Linked DNA regions of Mus musculus: region 1 is linked to region 2. A link is a loop called in an ENCODE intact Hi-C map of the cell type or tissue named here. Cell type or tissue: heart. All regions are shown on one strand. Links, peaks and the distances in the headings refer to the core of each region. The heading gives the core; the rest is flanking DNA.

Evidence for each region. Peaks named below come from ENCODE experiments on the same cell type or tissue, not always from the same donor. Only the 100,000 strongest peaks of a DNase experiment are listed, where the experiment ranks them.
Region 1: a loop joins it to region 2, with 1.8 times the contacts of the local background. A loop is called at or near these places in 4 of 42 quality-filtered maps.

What each region holds. Positions count from the first base shown.
Region 1 is chr9:41,154,298-41,162,623 of GRCm38, forward strand. It overlaps Ubash3b (ubiquitin associated and SH3 domain containing, B), which reads right to left and starts at 3,765. Exons shown (of 14, transcript NM_176860.6): 1 at 3,002-3,765. The coding sequence starts at 3,129. It overlaps Gm35657 (a long non-coding RNA gene), which reads left to right and starts at 4,346. Exons shown (of 8, transcript XR_870644.1): 1 at 4,346-5,329. In heart, for the core only: a CTCF peak has its summit at 3,447; DNase peaks (open chromatin) are centred at 2,614, 3,294, 3,374, 7,354 and 1 weaker place; H3K4me3 peaks cover 2,301 bases; H3K27ac peaks cover 2,301 bases.
Region 2 is chr9:41,099,270-41,107,595 of GRCm38, forward strand. The region is part of intron 1 of Ubash3b (ubiquitin associated and SH3 domain containing, B); the gene reads right to left. Among named protein-coding and RNA genes, the nearest start is that of Ubash3b, 55 kb to the right of the region's middle. In heart, for the core only: no CTCF peak of the experiment used is centred there; DNase peaks (open chromatin) are centred at 3,542 and 6,112; H3K4me3 peaks cover 692 bases; H3K27ac peaks cover 4,807 bases.

The DNA of each region.
Region 1 (8,326 bases), core at 20-8,019, 55 kb after region 2:
TAGGCTAACTAATGACTCTCCAAAAGATATCTATGGTCCCCCGCCCCTTCCAGGTTTGTGTGTATGTGTGTTGGTTTTGGTTTGGGGGATGTTGTTTTGTTTTGTTGTTTGAGACCGGTTTTTCTCTGTTTAGCTCTCTCTGGCTGTCTTGGAACTCACTCTAGATCAGGCTGTCTGCCACTGCTTCCCATGTGCTGGGATTAAATGGGTGAGCCACCACTGCCAGGTGCCTATGTCTCAAAGAAAAGACTTTACAAGAATGACCTTATGAACCCTATAGGTGGAACAACATTATGAACTAACCAGTACCCCGGAGCTCTTGACTCTAGCTGCATATATATCAAAAGATGGCCTAGTCGGCCATCACTGGAAAGAGAGGCCCATTGGACTTGCAAACTTTATATGCCCCAGTACAGGGGAACACCAGGGCCAAAAAGGGGGAGTGGGTGGGCAGGGGAGTGGGGGTGGGTGGATATGGGGGACTTTTGGTATAGCATTGGAAATGTAAATGAGTTAAATACCTAATAAAAAATGGAAAAAAAAAGAAATTTAAATAAAAAAATAACTAATTAAAAAAAAAAAAAGAATGACCTTATGACGTTCAGGAGTGACTTTGACATGGGTAATTATTCCGGATTACCCACGAGACCACAGGGCAATCTTATGCATTCGTGGAATACTACTAAGCCATGAAAACTAACAGAGTCCTGCCATTTGCTGATGACAGGGATGGACCTGGAGTTGATTGTATCAAGAGCTTACCATCAAGCTTGCTGTTCTGTGTTTGCTCCTTGAGACCCATGTGATACAAGGAGAGAACTAGACTTTCATAAGCTGTCCTGCCTGCCTGCCTTTCTTTCTCTCTCTCTCTCTCTCTCTCTCTCTCTCTCTCTCTCACACACACACACACACACACACACACACACACACACACACAGAGAGTTTTCTATATGTATCATAAAAGACACCCAGAGGGTTTAGTGCAAAGAGAATACAATTAGGGATACAGACCGGGTGGAATGAAATGGGGTAGCCACAATCAAACAATTCCCATGAGCCACCAGACGCTCTCCCCCTGGAGCCTTCAGAGTGAGAACAACCTCACCAACACAGTTTCACCCCAGGGAGAGCAACTTGGAACATCTGTCCTCTAGAATATGGAGAGAATGCATTTCTGCTGATTAAAGCCATCCAGCCTATAGCCATTTGTTTGTTCCAGCAGCTGATAGAAACAGATACAGTGTTCCGACTTAGTGCCTGTCTACATCCACACAGAACCTCATGGCTCTTCCTTTGAGGTCTGACAGTGCAGACAGCAGGCCTGGGTTTGAGTCTCTGCTTTCCTCCGAACTAGTGTGACCCTAAGTATGTTGTATAACCTCTTTAAACCCCAGCTTCCTAGGTCATAAAACAGGCATGGAATATGTCTTCACTAAGCTGGGTAATGTAAATAAAGTGTTTCCAAGCCTCAGTAGTATGTCGACAGTAATCTTGCTCTTGTGCGGTCTCAGGGATTAAAGAAGAATTAATCAAGCCATCATTTTAGTCTGTCATGACCGGAGCAAGGCCTCTGAGGACCACAGAAGGAAACAGACTGTTCCCTTAAAGCCCCGCTGAATATCAAATATGAACACATAAAGAGCCCACTGAACCACTTCTTCGTTTATTTAATCAATTTGGGTCCTTGATTCTGATCTCACCTCAGGAATGGCAGCTGCCTGGAACTAAGCAACTTCTACAGTACATTTGGACTCCGCTCTGGTTCTCAGGAGGCTCTAGATCGCCACCCATCCTCAGGGCCTTCCATGGAGGACCCCCACTTGGCACCCCATGCAAAACCCTTCATATCTTCTCCAGGTGTTGTAGTGTTTTGGAAGTCAGCAGAAAGCAGAGGTCTCGGTCCACTTTGTAGCCTTTCACGGAGCGGGCCAAACAGCACTGCAGCCTGTCTGAGCAGGTTGGCTAGGACGATGCATTCCTGAATAGGAGTCTTCTCTCCTTAGACCTCCCCCACGTTAGTAAGGAAACAAGGCTCCCAGTTAGGACACCTGGAGTTACCTCGTGAATGAAAGCCGAGGCAAGAACGAACTTACTGACTCGACCCTATCTGATTAAGTTCGCCCAACTCTTCAATTCTGGTGACGTAACTGAAAGAGAGAGCAGCACCTGCCACCATCCCGAACTTTGTGTCTCCACCGAGGAAATAAGCAAGCCAGGAATTAACCAGAGAAGGCGACGGCTTTCTATCAGGAGAGGTTCCAGCCCCTTGCCCTGGTGTGCACCGGCTCCAGAGAACTGTTGCAGGCTGTCGCTGGCAACCCTGCTCTTCCCAGAAGGCTACAGCTACAGCCACCTGTGCTCTCTTGCCCTTCACCTGCCCACCCTCGGAAAGGAAGGAGGAGGCAGGAGGGCAGCCCCCCCCCCAACCCCGCCCCATACTTTTGAGCACCCACAGCTTTCTGCGCTGCCGTCACCACTGACGAGAACCCTGGTCCCCTGGAGGAATCACTTCTTCCCATTCCATCCTCTCTTATCAATGAACACGCAGCGACACCCACGCTCCCGCTCCTCCCACTCCGGAGGGAGCCGGGAGCTCAAGAGCGACATCCGGAGCTGGAAGCCTCTGCAGCGGGGGCGCCGGCCACCCTGCCCCGCTGCCCCTCGCCTTTCGCCAGCCACCAGTAGACCGACCCCTAACCTCCGCTCCCAAACAGCTCACCACTCTGGATGGATAAGGGATCCAAGTCCTCCAAGGGACCCGCCTCTCCCGGGCTTAATATAAGAGACCTCTGGGGGAGCGCGCGCGAACCGCCCAGAGCTACCAGCGAAACCCGGGATTCGAACCTGATACCCCGGCCGTCCAGCATCCCCAAGCAATCCCCTAGCCCGACACTCCCGCCGCCAGCGCGCCCATCGTGTTCCCCTAAGCAGGTTTCAGGCAGCGCCAGGATGGCGAGCCGGAGCGAAGTCGAGGGTCGCGGGGCCCAGGCGGGTGACTTACGCGCGGGCGCGGGGAAAGCCCATGGACAGGAGCACGTCCAGCGCCGACCCATGCTTGACTGTGCCCGGGCGCTGCAGGCGGTCCCTGCGCGGGGTGACTTTGCTGTACAGCTCCTCGCGCGCGGCCATGCCGAGGGCTGGGGTCGCGGTGCCGAGTGCCCGCTCAGTGGCCGCCCATCGCCCGCGCGCCGGGGACTGGGGGTCCGGGGAGGACGGTGGGGGCGGTGCTCCCAGATCTCCGGGCGGAGACTGACGCTTCCTGGAGAGGCCACTGGAGCTCGGCGCGGGCCGGTGGCTGCTGCGGGTCCGACCTCAGCCCGCGGGGTCCCGGAGTCCCAGCGTTGCGCCGCTGCAGCCTTCTCTGTCCTCCGCCCCACCAGCTTCTCCTCCCCGAGCTGTCCGGGAATTTGCAATGAGTAATTTTTGAATGGATCAAAAAGGAAAAGCAGCCTTGTGGGCAGGCCCTGCCTTGCCTGCGCCGGGCCCCGCCCCTCTCTTAAAGCGCCCGCGCCGGCCCAAGCTGGGCTGGCTGGATTACAGCCAGCCATAGTAGGAATTGCTTCTAGACAGAAGGTCTCCAGAAGTAGGCCAGTGTGCTTGGATTCGCAGAGCCGTAGCTCTGCCCTTGGCTTGCATATCGATCCATCTGGGCCTCCGGGCTTCAGAATAGCCCATTTCACGTTTCATTTGATCATTGGCGAGGTCAGTAATGGAAACCCTCTGCACGGATGGAGGAGAGGTCCAGAAGGCTAAGCCATAAGACCCGGGAAAAGGTGTCACTTCAAATTGATCTCGCTAAAGTTACAAAGTTGTTACATCACTGTAGGCCGAGTACCTCACAGCCCTCAGTGACTGACTGGACAGCGACTTCTGGAAAAGGGCCTCTGATTCTTGGAAATGGAAGGACCTGAGAGGGCAAAGGCCAGGAAGGAAGGGAGAAGAGAAAGGGGAAGAAAAAAGGGAGGGGAAGCAGAGAAATGAAAGGCTAGGAGCTAGAAGGAGAAGGAACAGAGAAAGGACACTAATTATAGCACTTCCGAATGGAAAGAGCTGACTTTCATGAGTGAGTGCGCACCCTGTCTATAAAAGGGTTCTGAGTCGGGAGTCGGGATCCCTGCTGCATAGGAGCCACAAGTGAGCTCCCACCCCCACCCCAGTAGGACCAGCAACCTCCACCTCAAAGAACAGAAGTCATTACTGCTGTTGCCTGTTAAAGCTTGATCACCTGGAGACAAAGGCATTGTTCTCAATCAAGAACCAATCCCATTTGGTGTAATAGAAGAGGCACAGATCTTCTTTCGGGGTGGGGGGGTGGGGGCGGGGGGAGTGATGATGATGATGATGACGACAATGATAATACCTAATGTTTATTGGATCCATTTGTGTGCCCATGATTGTGCTGAGCATAATGGCTGAATTAACTCATGGGCCTTTTATGGCGCCCTTGAGGATGCCTACCTGTATAGCCTCGTTTTTTTAGAGATGAGAAAATTCAGCTCAGAGGGACAGAGGAAAACTGAAGAGCTCCAGCGTGAAGAGATGGAACTTTGACTCCCCGTGGTGCCCCGAACAGGTCACCTCTTCCCCCAAATGGGTTACCTCTACCCCCAACATCCTCGTAGTCCCATCTATACAGGGGTAGTCGGTAGCTCCAGATTCCCCAGGCACTAAAGCTCTTTCCTGCTTGCCTACTTAGAGTGCAGGGAAGGGGGAGGAGGGTGACCAAGATGGATAAAGCCCTCGCCATAGCTTTAAATGTTGCTTTATAAGGCACCCAAGAAAATGAAAGTTTAATCCCCTGACCTCCCATCCTCCACTGGTGTTTCTTCAGAGTATCCGTGGCATTTGGAAGTGGGAAGGTGAGACAGAGGAAGCCTGGGTAGGAATTTGCATATTTCTGCCTAGTGTTATGAAAGAGACCAAGGGCAATTCACATTTCCTAGGTGGGGGAGTTTCTTCTTCCCAGCAGAGGAAATGTCTAGCTAAGGCAGTGGTTGGAAGCAGCTTAGAAAACCATAATCCATAGACTAGCCTCCTTGGGATGTGTTCAGGAAAGTCTACTGGACAGTACCCAGCATTCTAAAGTCTTTTTTTTTTTTCAGATATCTGGGCTTGAGCCAGATGATCTGGATTTCAATCAAGAGAAAATACTGTCTATGGCAGCACTTTGTGCATCCAAAGCTGTGCACAGAACAGCGGCTCCAGTTTAGTGAGCCCTCACTAGATAATGGTGCTGTCCTTAGGGTTGTGCATGTGTGGCTCATTCTGTCTGTGCTTTGGCCGGATGCTGAAGTGACTCTCTCTTGAGAAACCTGCACCCATGTCCTAGGTATGTACTGTCTTCTTGCTAAGAACTTCTTTCTATCAATGCAAGAGCTTAAAGTTACATTGTGATATTTTCTTTTACATTTTTTTTATTTTTTTATTCTGTGTGTGTGTGTGTGTGTGTGTGTGTGTGTGTGTGTGTGTCTTTACAAGAGCACAGCAGTGTGGGTGTGGAAGTCAGAAGATAATTTGCCGGAATCAGTTCTCTCCCTCTACTGTGTGAATCCCAGGGACGGGACTCAGATCTTCAGTGTTCTTCTGAGCCATCTCACTGCGCCAAGTTTTCTTCTTAAATTCCAACTTTGGGGGAGGGGGTGTGTTGGAAAGATGGCTCATCCCTCTCGAGCATTTGTTGCTCTTGCAGAGGACCCAGGTTCAATTCCCAACTCCTACAGGATAGTTCATAACCTTCTGTAACTCCAGTTCCACGGAGTCCGATGCCCTCTTCTGACCTCCGTGAACACCAAACATGCATGTGGTACACAGACATGTATGTGGGCAAAAGACACATAAAATAAAATGAATAAGTCTGATAAAAATAAGCTTTCATAGTAAGCCAACAACCACTTACTGTTTTGACGACAAAGAGGATGCCAAACCATAAGACAGTTGAGTCTGTCTGTCTGTCTGTCTGTCTGTCTGTCTGTCTGTCTGTCTTTCTTTCTGTCTGTCTATTGTTTGTGGCAGTCTTCCTGTGTAGCACAGGTTAACCTCACACTGAAGATCTTCCTGCATCAGCCTCCTTCCAAGTGTTTTTATTGCAGACCTCTGCCCCCCTCCCCATGCCTCCCATGCTCTGTGTGATTGCCTTCTGTGCCCCTTGATACCGTTTGTTGGAGCTGTTTCTCTGGACAGTTTGCTTCAGTTGCTTTTCCCTGCCTCTGGAAAACTGCAGGGCAGAGAAAATGATGGGCCCCAAAACAGTTGCAAGGAGCCAGCAAAGGCCGCTATTGAGAACCTGTCACCTTCAGGGCAAACTGCTTTCTGTTCTGTCTGAGGGCAGTTTTTGCAGAAGTCCCAGCCTGGCTCCTCACCCTTCCTCAGCTCAGTGCCTGGACTTATTTTAATTGGGACGCTGCTATTTGCTGGGCACAGGGCTAGAGGGCTGGCAATGAAGATGCATTGTGCTTTAATTGCATTGGCTTTGAGAGGCGAGGAGAAGCTTTATAAACATCCATATTGTTATGTTACAAAGGAGGAAGAAGAATGAGGGTTCATCTGACAGTGTATCTTATAGCTGTGGGGAAGGAGGAGGCGGTGGGGGTGGGGGTGGGGGGGGAGGGCTTGCACAATGACAGAGCTGACGCATCAGTACTAAGCTGCTGTTCTCTCAGAGGAAAAGCAAGTTGTCACGTCCCTGTGCCCGGTAGTGTCAGAATCCACCCAGATCACAAAGCTCTTTTGTTTATGTGAATACTATTGCACTTCTTGTTACTGGCCCCAGCCACTTTCTTGCAATAGGACTTCCACAGAGACCATAGAGATGCCCAGAATGGGATCAGCTGACTTCACTTCCTCCTCTTCCTCCTCTTCCTCTTCCTCCTCTTCTTCCTCCTCCTCCTCCTCCTTCTCCTCCTCCTCCTCCCCCTCCTCCTCCTCCTCCCCCTCCTCCTCTTCCTCCTTCTCTTCCTCTTCCTGCTCTTTTCCTATCCGTCCTCCCCCTTCTTCTTCCCTTGCTGAAACACTGTCTCACTATGTAGCCCAGGCTGGCTTGAAAGGTATCCTCCTGCCTCAGCCTCCCAAGTGCTACGATTATAGCCAGCATACCAGCCCGTACTTACTCTTTCAGAAGTCTGTTCTGTCTTTCCCCCTCTCCTTCTCTTGGGCCAGGAGGAAAGGTCAACAATTGCTTCAGAACAGCGGGGAAAGTCCGAAGGCTACTTCCAGGTCTGAGGGCCGAGTGTGCTCCTGACGAATGAAAGCAGCTTTTGAACCTCTGGGAGTGACTGTAGCTCCTAATCTCCAAGGGAGTTCTTGGTGCATGTGACATCATGTGCTGCTGTCCTAGGCTCAGTTTCCTCAGCTGGCAGAATGTGGGGCTTCCCTTAGGCTGTCATCCCACGACACTGGAGCCCAGGAGCTCTTTGAGGGTGGGGGCAGGATTACCCAATGGAAACTGGGTGGATAAAGCAAGAATCTAACTTCCTCTTGTAGCGCAGAGAAACCCTGCCAGCTTTACATCTTGGGGAGTTTTATGAAGGTGTTTTTTTTTTTATGAAAAAGAGTTTGGAAATATTTTTAATAATTTTGAAAGCACAGAATAAGAGTTTTGGTTTAGTTAGTGGTTTGGGGTGTGTGTGTGTGTGTGTGTGTGTGTGTGTGTGTGTGTGTCTGTCTGTCTTTCTGTGTCTGTGTGTGTGTGTAAAATTGCATGAGCCCATGTGTGTTCTTCATGTATATGAGAGTCCCAGATCGACATCAGGAATCTTTCTCAACCATTCCCCACCTTCCTTATTTGTTTTGAAGCAAGGTCTCACAGTTAAACCCCAAGCTTGCTGATAAAGCAAGTCTGGCTAGCCAGCTAACTCCGGGATGCTCTGGGATGTGTCTCTACCTTTTTACCTTCTGAGTATGGAATTACAAACAGGCCACCATGCCCACCCAACACTTAGGTGCATTCTGAGATTCAAGCTAGTCTTCATGCTAGCACAAGCACATTTTGCACTGATCTATTTCCCTGACCCTGGTTTTTTGTGTTTGTTCTTGTTTGTTTGTTTTGTTTTTTAATAGGATCCTAAGTATCCCAGTGTACTGGATAGTTTTATGTTCACCTGAAACAAGCTAGACTCATTGGAGAGGAGTGAACCTTCATTGAGGAAACGCCTCCCTAAGATAGGGTTGTAGGCAAGCCTATAGGGCATTTTCTTGGTGACTGATGGGGGAGGGTCTGGCCCATTGTGGATGGTTCCACACTTCTGGACTTGTGGTCTGGGGTTTTTATAAGAGTTCATGTTGAGCAAACTGTAGAGGAGCAAGCTGGTAAGCAGCGCCCCTCCATGGC
Region 2 (8,326 bases), core at 44-8,043:
AGAGGGAAGGGCTTCTCCTCAGCTCGCCATGCCTGTGGTCAGTGGCTTCAGCTTCAGGTCAGACACTTTCCTGGAATTGGGTGGAAACAACTACTCAGCCATGAAGGCTAGTTTGCAGTCTACGAGCTCCTAGGCCTTGCCTGCTATGGGTGAAGCTTGTTTTACTGACACTGCTAGCCCAGAAGGGCCCAGATACCAGGACATGTGAGGGCACTTGGTAGTACCTCCGTGGAGCCTTACCTGTCCCCTCTTTTCCTAAACCCATTCAGAGTTGCTCTCAGGGAAGAGCAATTGATCCTGGCCTTTCACTGGGAAGTGGAGTATGAGGAAAAACAACAACAACAACAAAACCCAACCCATACCTGTAGGTAACCGAGATCGAGAACGAGTCTCCGGGGAGACTGCAATAGAAGTAGACTTGAGTTTAGGAACAAAGGCCTTGGTGCCATTTACTAACTTAGTGGTGCAGAACAAGTTATTTACCATATTTGAGTCACATCTGCAGAGGAGCTTAACAGCTTCCTCGTGTGCCGAAAGGAACAAATGAAATCTTATGTACAAAAGGGTTTAGTAATCTAAACTGTTCCCAGCCTGGTTCATTGTCAGAACTGCCAAAGGGTTTGTTCCTTTAATTTAATTATAGATCTCTGGATCCGTCCTAAGAGCCTGCTCAGTTAAAAATCTCTGGAGAAAGCTTCAGGAACGCATCCTTCAGAAACATCCTGGGCGCTCTCGAGATGCTGTCCTAAGTCTGCACCATCACACGGCTGATGCTGTTAACGCTGATGGGATGCTGTGGTGTGCTTCTAGGGTGGAGCCTAGGTGGCTTCCCTGGGTGCGTGGAGGAGAGGAGCCCTCACACTTAGAGCAGAGGTGGCTCCTGCTGCTGCTATGTGTTCTCCTAGACAAAGAACACACACTCTTCTCCCACCCCTCCCTACCAAGCCCAGCAGATGCAGGGGAGTCAGAAGCAAGACATCAATTTAGTAATGGCTTCCACAGCCAAAGACAACTACCACGCCTTTGAATGCAGTCCTTGTGCTTTAGAGTGCAGAGGAGGGGACCCCTCCTACCAGTGGTCAGGAGAGACGTAATGCAGACATGCAAGCCCTGCAAGGCTAGGAAGGAGCAAGTGTCTTGAGGGACAGATCCTACCGGTTTGCCAATAGGCAGCCGGCTTCGGCTAGTCCCAGCTTTCACTGCCTCTCTGACTTCATCTGTAAAATGTTCCTGAAATGTGTCTTCCACAGGAAGCTTCCAGAGCAAAGGAAATAACACACAGGAAGGGTTGAAGGACACTGGCAAAGGCCACACACACACACACACACACACACACACACACGCATTGCAACGTGCGCATTCGTGCATGTGTGTGTGCATGTATATGGCTGCATAAGGACATGTGTGCACATGTGTAAAATTCCAAAGTGAATGCTGAGCATCTTCTTGGATGGCTTTCCACCTTATTGATGAATGGTCTGAGCCTGGAGTTTGCCATTTCAACTACTTTAGCCAGCAAACTTGGTCCATTTCTGTAAGTTTCCGCTAGTTCCAAGAAGTCCCTACCTCTCCTTCTTAAGCACAGACCTACAGGTGGCCACCCCACCCACTCATTTCCTCCTGGCTGCGTTCTGGGCATCTGAACTCTGGTCCTTGATCTTGCATAGCAAACACTTTAACCACTGAGCCACGTCCCCAGCTCCACTGTGCAACGTTTTGCTCTTTAAAAGTCTGGTAACTGTGCTAGAGAGGTAGCTCAGTCAGCAGTGGGCTTTGCCTTCCATACCTGAAGCCCTGGATTGGACCTCAAGAGCTGCAGAAACCCAACATGGTTCCATATGCTTGTGTATTCAGAAGGTGGAGGCAGGAAAATCAAATGTCCAAGGTTTCACAGTGAGCTTCAGGCCAGCCAGGACCCTGTCCCACTAACAAAATCTACTACTAAGCATGATGGCTGATGCTGACCTCCCAACCCAGCCTGGTTCTTTCCCCTGTTTCCTAGAGTCAACATCCTGTGAATGCCAGACTGGCATCACAACCATATTTCTTCCCTTGGTTTTGTCATCTCCAAGTAGGAGAGTGTTCCTCTCCTAGACCTTGGGTCCCTCAGTGAGTTACTTTTACTGATGTCAGTAAATCTGTTGGCCACACTGACTAGGTCACTAGTGTTGGCTAGCTGGTGCTTGGATTCCAGTGAGCTCCAACCTGGCAATGGTAATTTTGATCTTGTTTTTCTGCAGCCAAAACACAGATATTGGGTGAAGGATTTCTCATTTGGTAGAGTGTTTGCCTAGCATGACCAAAGCTCTGGGTTTGATGCCCAACATGGCATAAAACTAGGTACACTAGACCATGCCTATAGTCCCAGAACTTGACAGGAAGAGACAGGAAGATCAGAAGTTGAAAGTAAAACTTAGCTACATTCTGAGTTCGAAGCCAACCTAGGGATGTGTGAGCCCTTTTCTTCCCCAAACCGTAAAGTAAAATAAACCCTTTAGTAGCCCCTTCGAGCTCTGTTGGTTCCATCTCCCACCTTCCTTTGCCTGCTCATTCCACTGAAACAGCTAGTCTAGGCATCATTTCTTTCTTTAAAAAAAAAAAGATTTCAACTTATTTATATTCATCATTTCTCTAATCCTCTAAACATACTGCTGCCCCAGACCGTTGATGTCCCCTGGTCCCCCTGCCATGACTGTTCCTGTTACGGAATCCACGTGGCTTCTGAGTCCTTTATTAGCTTAACGGACATTTCTGTAACAAATAGAAATCCCTTCCCTTCCTTCCTGCTTTATTCTTTTCCAGATTACTCTCTGAGATACACACATTTTTATTGTGTGGTCTCTTCCCTCTAGTATGATGGCAAAGAGATTTTTAAATCACATTGACTCCTGTAACCCCAGAGACAAGGCCAGCATCTGGCACACAGTAGGTGTTCAGCTAGTATTTGATAAAAGGAAGATTAGTCCAGATCAGGTGATTTTTGTTTGTTGGAAGGGATTTCTTTTGCTTTCTTTCATGTAACTCAGGCTGGCCTTGAATTTCCTACACAGCTAAGGGTCATTGACCCTGAACTTCTCATTCTCTGTCTCATAAGCGCTGGGATTACAAGCATGAGCCACACCCAGTTCGTGTGTTACTGGGGATCAAACCCAGGGAGGGCTTCTTGCATGGTAGGCAGGCAGCCTGCAAATGGAGATACATCCCTAGCCTTCTAGATTAGTTTTAATAACAGGTTCCAAATAACCAGGCCAGCTGGTATTTTGTTAACTTCCACACTCTTAAAAGCAGGGGTGTGGTGGCAGGGCAGACAACTAGGCCTTTGTTTGTTTGTTCGTTTTGGTCATAATTACTATTTCCTCGGTGATAGTATTTTCTGTATTTTGCTCTAGCTCAAAGCTTCCCTGAGGCTAGTTGACAGAGTGAACTTGCCTAAGAGTTCAGTGGTTCTCAAGATGATTTCCTTGTTTCTTTGTTGGAACGCCATCCCTTTAAGAGTCAGATCCAGACGGCCTGTTCAGCCGACTTCCAGTGTTAAAGTTATTTCCAGTGGTGCGTGGGTGGGAGGAGGGAGCTACGTTTGTTCCTTAGTGGTTTGGAAAGGCCTTCGAAGATGTCTTCCTTTCCTACCCAAGTCAGTTCATTCCCTTAAAACCCTTTTCCAAACCACGCAGCACAACCCCTTAGACTAGGCAGCCTTCAAGGCGCACTATCGGCTCTGGGTGACATTTGGGAGCATGTTTCTCCCCTCTTTAGGATGTGTCTTAGGAGAGGGTGACCTTTTCTCCTTGGGGAGTCACAGAATGATAGTCATACAGTGTTCTGTGTGGACTGACAAGATTCAGGCTTTTAGTTCTCTGGAGAGAGTTTTGCTCTGGCATTCACAGGGTGTTGACTCTAGGAAACAGGAGAAAGAGCCAGCCTGGGTTGGGAGGTCAGCACAGGAATTATCAGTATATGGAATCTATTCAAAGCCAGGAATATGAATAAAACTGATTTGGGAACAGCTGGGGATGTGGATCAGTAGGCAGAATACTTGCCTTGCACACACAATGCTCTCCATTGGACTCAGAGCACCATAGGAACCAGGTGTGATGGGGTTGCCTGCAGTCCCAGCCCTTGGGGAGAAGAGGCAGGAAGAGCACAAGAAGCTCTATATATAGCATCTGTACAGCAAGTTTGAGGGCCTTGGTTTTCAGCCTGGGCTCCTCCAATATTTAGGGGAGGAGATGAAATAACTCACAACAGGATCTGAGCAGAAGCAATTAATGGAGAAGGTGGAGAGAGGAGACTCCTGAAGGCTAAGTACGTTTAAGAAATCATGAGCCAAGGAGGACTCAGCCATCTTTATGTCTTGCTGGAGATGGAGGATGCAGCTGGCTGTGGACAGGGCGATGCTGTGATGTCAGTACCCTCAATAGGAAAGGAGACACTGAAAGTGGGAAGAGTAGAGAATGCAGAAAATGCGCTGAGAAGTTTTACTGTTAGTGTGTTTTATACCTTAGGTTTGGCCGGAAGGGGGAACAGAGGACATGAGCCCTCACTGGAAGCCCAGTTGCTCCTGCCGTTGGAAACTTCTCGACTGACAAGAGAAGCTAGTACTGATTCTGATGTCATGGGGCCTACGCTAGGCTTCTTACTCTTGGACTGACACAGTCGCAGGAAGCCAGTGCTGATGATGTCATGGGGCCTACGCTAGGCTTCTTACTCTTGGAAACTTATTTTCAGTAGAGAGGTTAGAGAGAGAAAGCAGGAGGGCCAGTGCAAATGTAAGATGTCGGAGTGTTGGGTCTTCCTAATGGCTGTTCCATCACAAATGTTAATGGCAAACTTTCACCTGCCCCCAGCTTCCCAGATAAGTTCAGCACAATTAGTAGATACTGGTGGATATCTAGGGCAGAGTGGGGACCTGACTTAGGAGCTATGGGGTCTTGAATTACTCTGACTTTTGATTACACTGGTTAAAAGATCTCTGTTAAGTGGGCGTCGGTGCTGCTCCCTGCTGTCTTCGGTTACAACTGAGGTCGTAGTTCTCAGGTTCTCAGAACAATATTTGACATGAAGACAGTGTTACTTGGTTTTGTATTTCCATTGCCCGAGTATTCGGGTCACTCTGCCGTAAGGAACACATTCTCCTTTTCCTTTCTCAAAATGCAGGTTGCGTGAGGTAGCCTAGCTTTTTATTTCTAGCTTTCTATCATCTTACTGGTCCCGTTCAAATAGTTTTCACAATAATAACAACAAAATGTGTTCATGGGTGAGACGTATTGTTCATTGAGAAAGCATTAAGTTAACGGTACAAAGTCCTTGAGTAAAGAAAAAAAAAACCTAGGACTGCAATTTTTTTCTGCATTCTACTATCACTCTCAATACAAATAGTATTTTACGAAGAGTCTGTTGAATGCGGTATTGATTTGTTTGTATGTTGGTCATAACTAATGGCTGGAGAGTCCCGTGATGCAAATTTTAAGGATCCCAATTTTAAGGATCAGGAGGCTGGTCCTCAAAAGTTGAAGGAGTTACTTGAGGCCAAATAGCTCAGCAGAGCTGAGAGGCAAAGCCAAGTGAGTAGACTCAACAGCCCTCCCTGGTGCCTCTCGGCACTGAATGCATATGCTGTGAACTGTCACAGAGACCAGCAGGACTTTACAACTCTGTAGATAAGCCTGAGACCTTATAATAGGTTGTTTGGAACAAGGAAAGTGACAACTGAATTAGGTCGAGTGTGTATATGCAGCTCTTCTTGGGTGGCTTTAAGTCCTGGGTGAAAGAATCCCTTATAGTTGAGTGGCAGGCTGACTGTAGTCTCCTGTCTGTCTTCTTTCCTTGGATTGACACAGATCTGAGCCTGAGTTTCCCCAGCACAGCTGACACCTAAATACGAGAAAATGAACAAGACTTGGGAAGTTCGGGCTCCAGGCTACTCTCATAGGGCTTCCTCGGGGCTCCCTCTGAACTGCCTGCCTGTGTCAGCGGCCTTGTCTTCTAGGTCTAATGTCACCCTGTCAGTGGAGAGAAGGGGGAAGGGAACCGGAAGTCATTTGCTGATGCTTGACCAGGCCCTGTGTGACTTCTCAAAAGCTAAGGAACCGCCACCAACAGCCACAGCAGTTCTTGGAGAACAAGACACTCTGGGCAGCTTAAAAGGACCTGCGGTGACACCCCCGGGGTGTAGCAGTGGAAAACAGACACACTTCAAGGGGCCTGTTTCCCCTCTGCTGAACATGGGGTACTCACAAAGCTAATTATAGCCACCATCTCCCCACCCCCACTGGCAGCAGCTGACATCACCAAGCCCTTGGGCTGATTGCAGTGATTCAACCACGCCTAATACTTGTGGCTGGGGACCACAGGTTTCCAGACTATCTGGGTGTGGCCAGAATACCTTCCTTGGGGCTACAGGCTCATGATGCCCTGAAGTGATTGTTTGGGGGAACCATAGACTAGGATCACTTCTTTGGGGGCAAAGAGCTGTATCTACATCAATCAGTATAGAATTTCTTTTAACTCACTAAACGGACAATACAACATGATCAGGAAGTTCCCTCCAAGTCTTCTCCCCATAGTCTCTGTTATTTCAGTTACAGGGGGTCCTAAGCAGTTCTTGGGATGAGAAATCAAGATCCAGAAAGAGGCCGAGGATGGACAAGGAAGACAGGATCTCTTCCCTCATCCTTACTTTAAGGCTCCGGGGAATGGTAAGATAATTGGAGGAAAATATTGAGACCTAGAAGACGTGGCCGCTGACACAGGCAGGATGTTCAGAGGGAGCCCCGAGGACGCCCCGTGAGAGTAGCCTGGAGCCCGAGCTTCCCAAGTCTTGCTCAGCTTCTTGTATTTAGGTGTCAGCTGTGCTGGAGAAACTCAGGCTCAGATCTGTGCCAATCCAAGGAAAGGAGACTGGAGACTACAGACAACGTGTCTCTCTATGATAGATAAACTGTGAGGCTGCGGCAGCCATGCCCATGTCTTAGGAGGAAAACAGGACCGTCCTTCCTCTCTCCCTTCCAGCAAGTTCTCTGGGTTCTGCCCTGCAGCCTGACCTGAGTCTCAAAGTAGACAATATGAGGTTGCCATCCTCCTGGGGATAGAGGGAGCTCATGTCTGTAACCTACATTTCCTTTTAGAGTTGACCAGGTTAAAAACTCTAAGCTGAGAGTTTCTGAGAGACATCCTCAGAAGATCAAAGGACATTCAATGTCCCAAGGCATAGAGGGGCTGGAGATTTCCTTTCAGGATGTTCATCGTCCCTACCTGTACCCCAAGTTTTCTCTTCATCCTGGACCTCAACAGGCTCCACCCACTGCCTCCATGGTGTGCCTTCTACTCCAGCATGGCCAGAGAGTGCCTGTTTAAGTCCTCTCCCCACAGGGTCTGTCCCTGAAGGAAGCTGCTGGACCCGTGACCACTTTAATCTCCTCTGTTTCTGGAACCTTCTTGAGGCTGGAACATGCAGATTTGACTAAATTTCAAGGAGCTGAGGTTCATAAACCCCTAATCTCAGGGTGACTGGCCTGATAGTCAGAGGACCTTGGTGGAGGCTGAAGAACTCACCCTGCCGGGTGAGAGCGCAGCTGCGAAGCACACGCTGCATCCTGCAACGCAAACAGAAACTTCTGCTGCCTGTTTGGAATTGGGTTTTGTAATTATTCCTTGCTGAGGGAGGCAAAAGCTGTGTACATCAATGTGATGACTTCGGAGGACAGAGAGAGAAGCAGAGGGGGCTGAGGGGTGCAGAGAGGAGGAGAGCAGTAGTCAGCACTGTGGACTTCCTTGGTGGCTCTCCAGAAATATCTGCCATGAAAGATCAGTAATGCTCCTCAGAGATGAGAGCCCCTCGCTACTCACAGTAGTCAGGAAAGGCCTGCTGATGCAAAAGCTTACTGAATGGTGTCTGCAGACACTCATAACATAGCAAGTGTAAGACCTCATTCCTAATGGACATTAGCAGCAACAGTACAGGTCTTCTGATGACAACAACCTCCCATCAACGATGGCAACCATGCAAGTCTGTTCCGACCAGAGTGCTCCCCAGAACTGCCTGTCAATAACAGGAAGAAGTAACATTTCTTAGGTGCTATTTACGTGTCAAGCACCATGGAAGCACTTAATGTGTCTAGCTTAATTTTCAGAGCAACTGTGACGTAGGCATTAATTAGTATTGTCTCATTTCATACATGAGCAATGGAAAAACTAAACAATAAAGTTGTACCGGCAGTATGTGAGACACAAACACAAACACAAGCTTGCCTGAAATCCGTCTTTAGCCATCATCCTGCCCCATTTCCCCACGGTCAATTGTCATGGCATCACTGTGAGCAAGGATGCA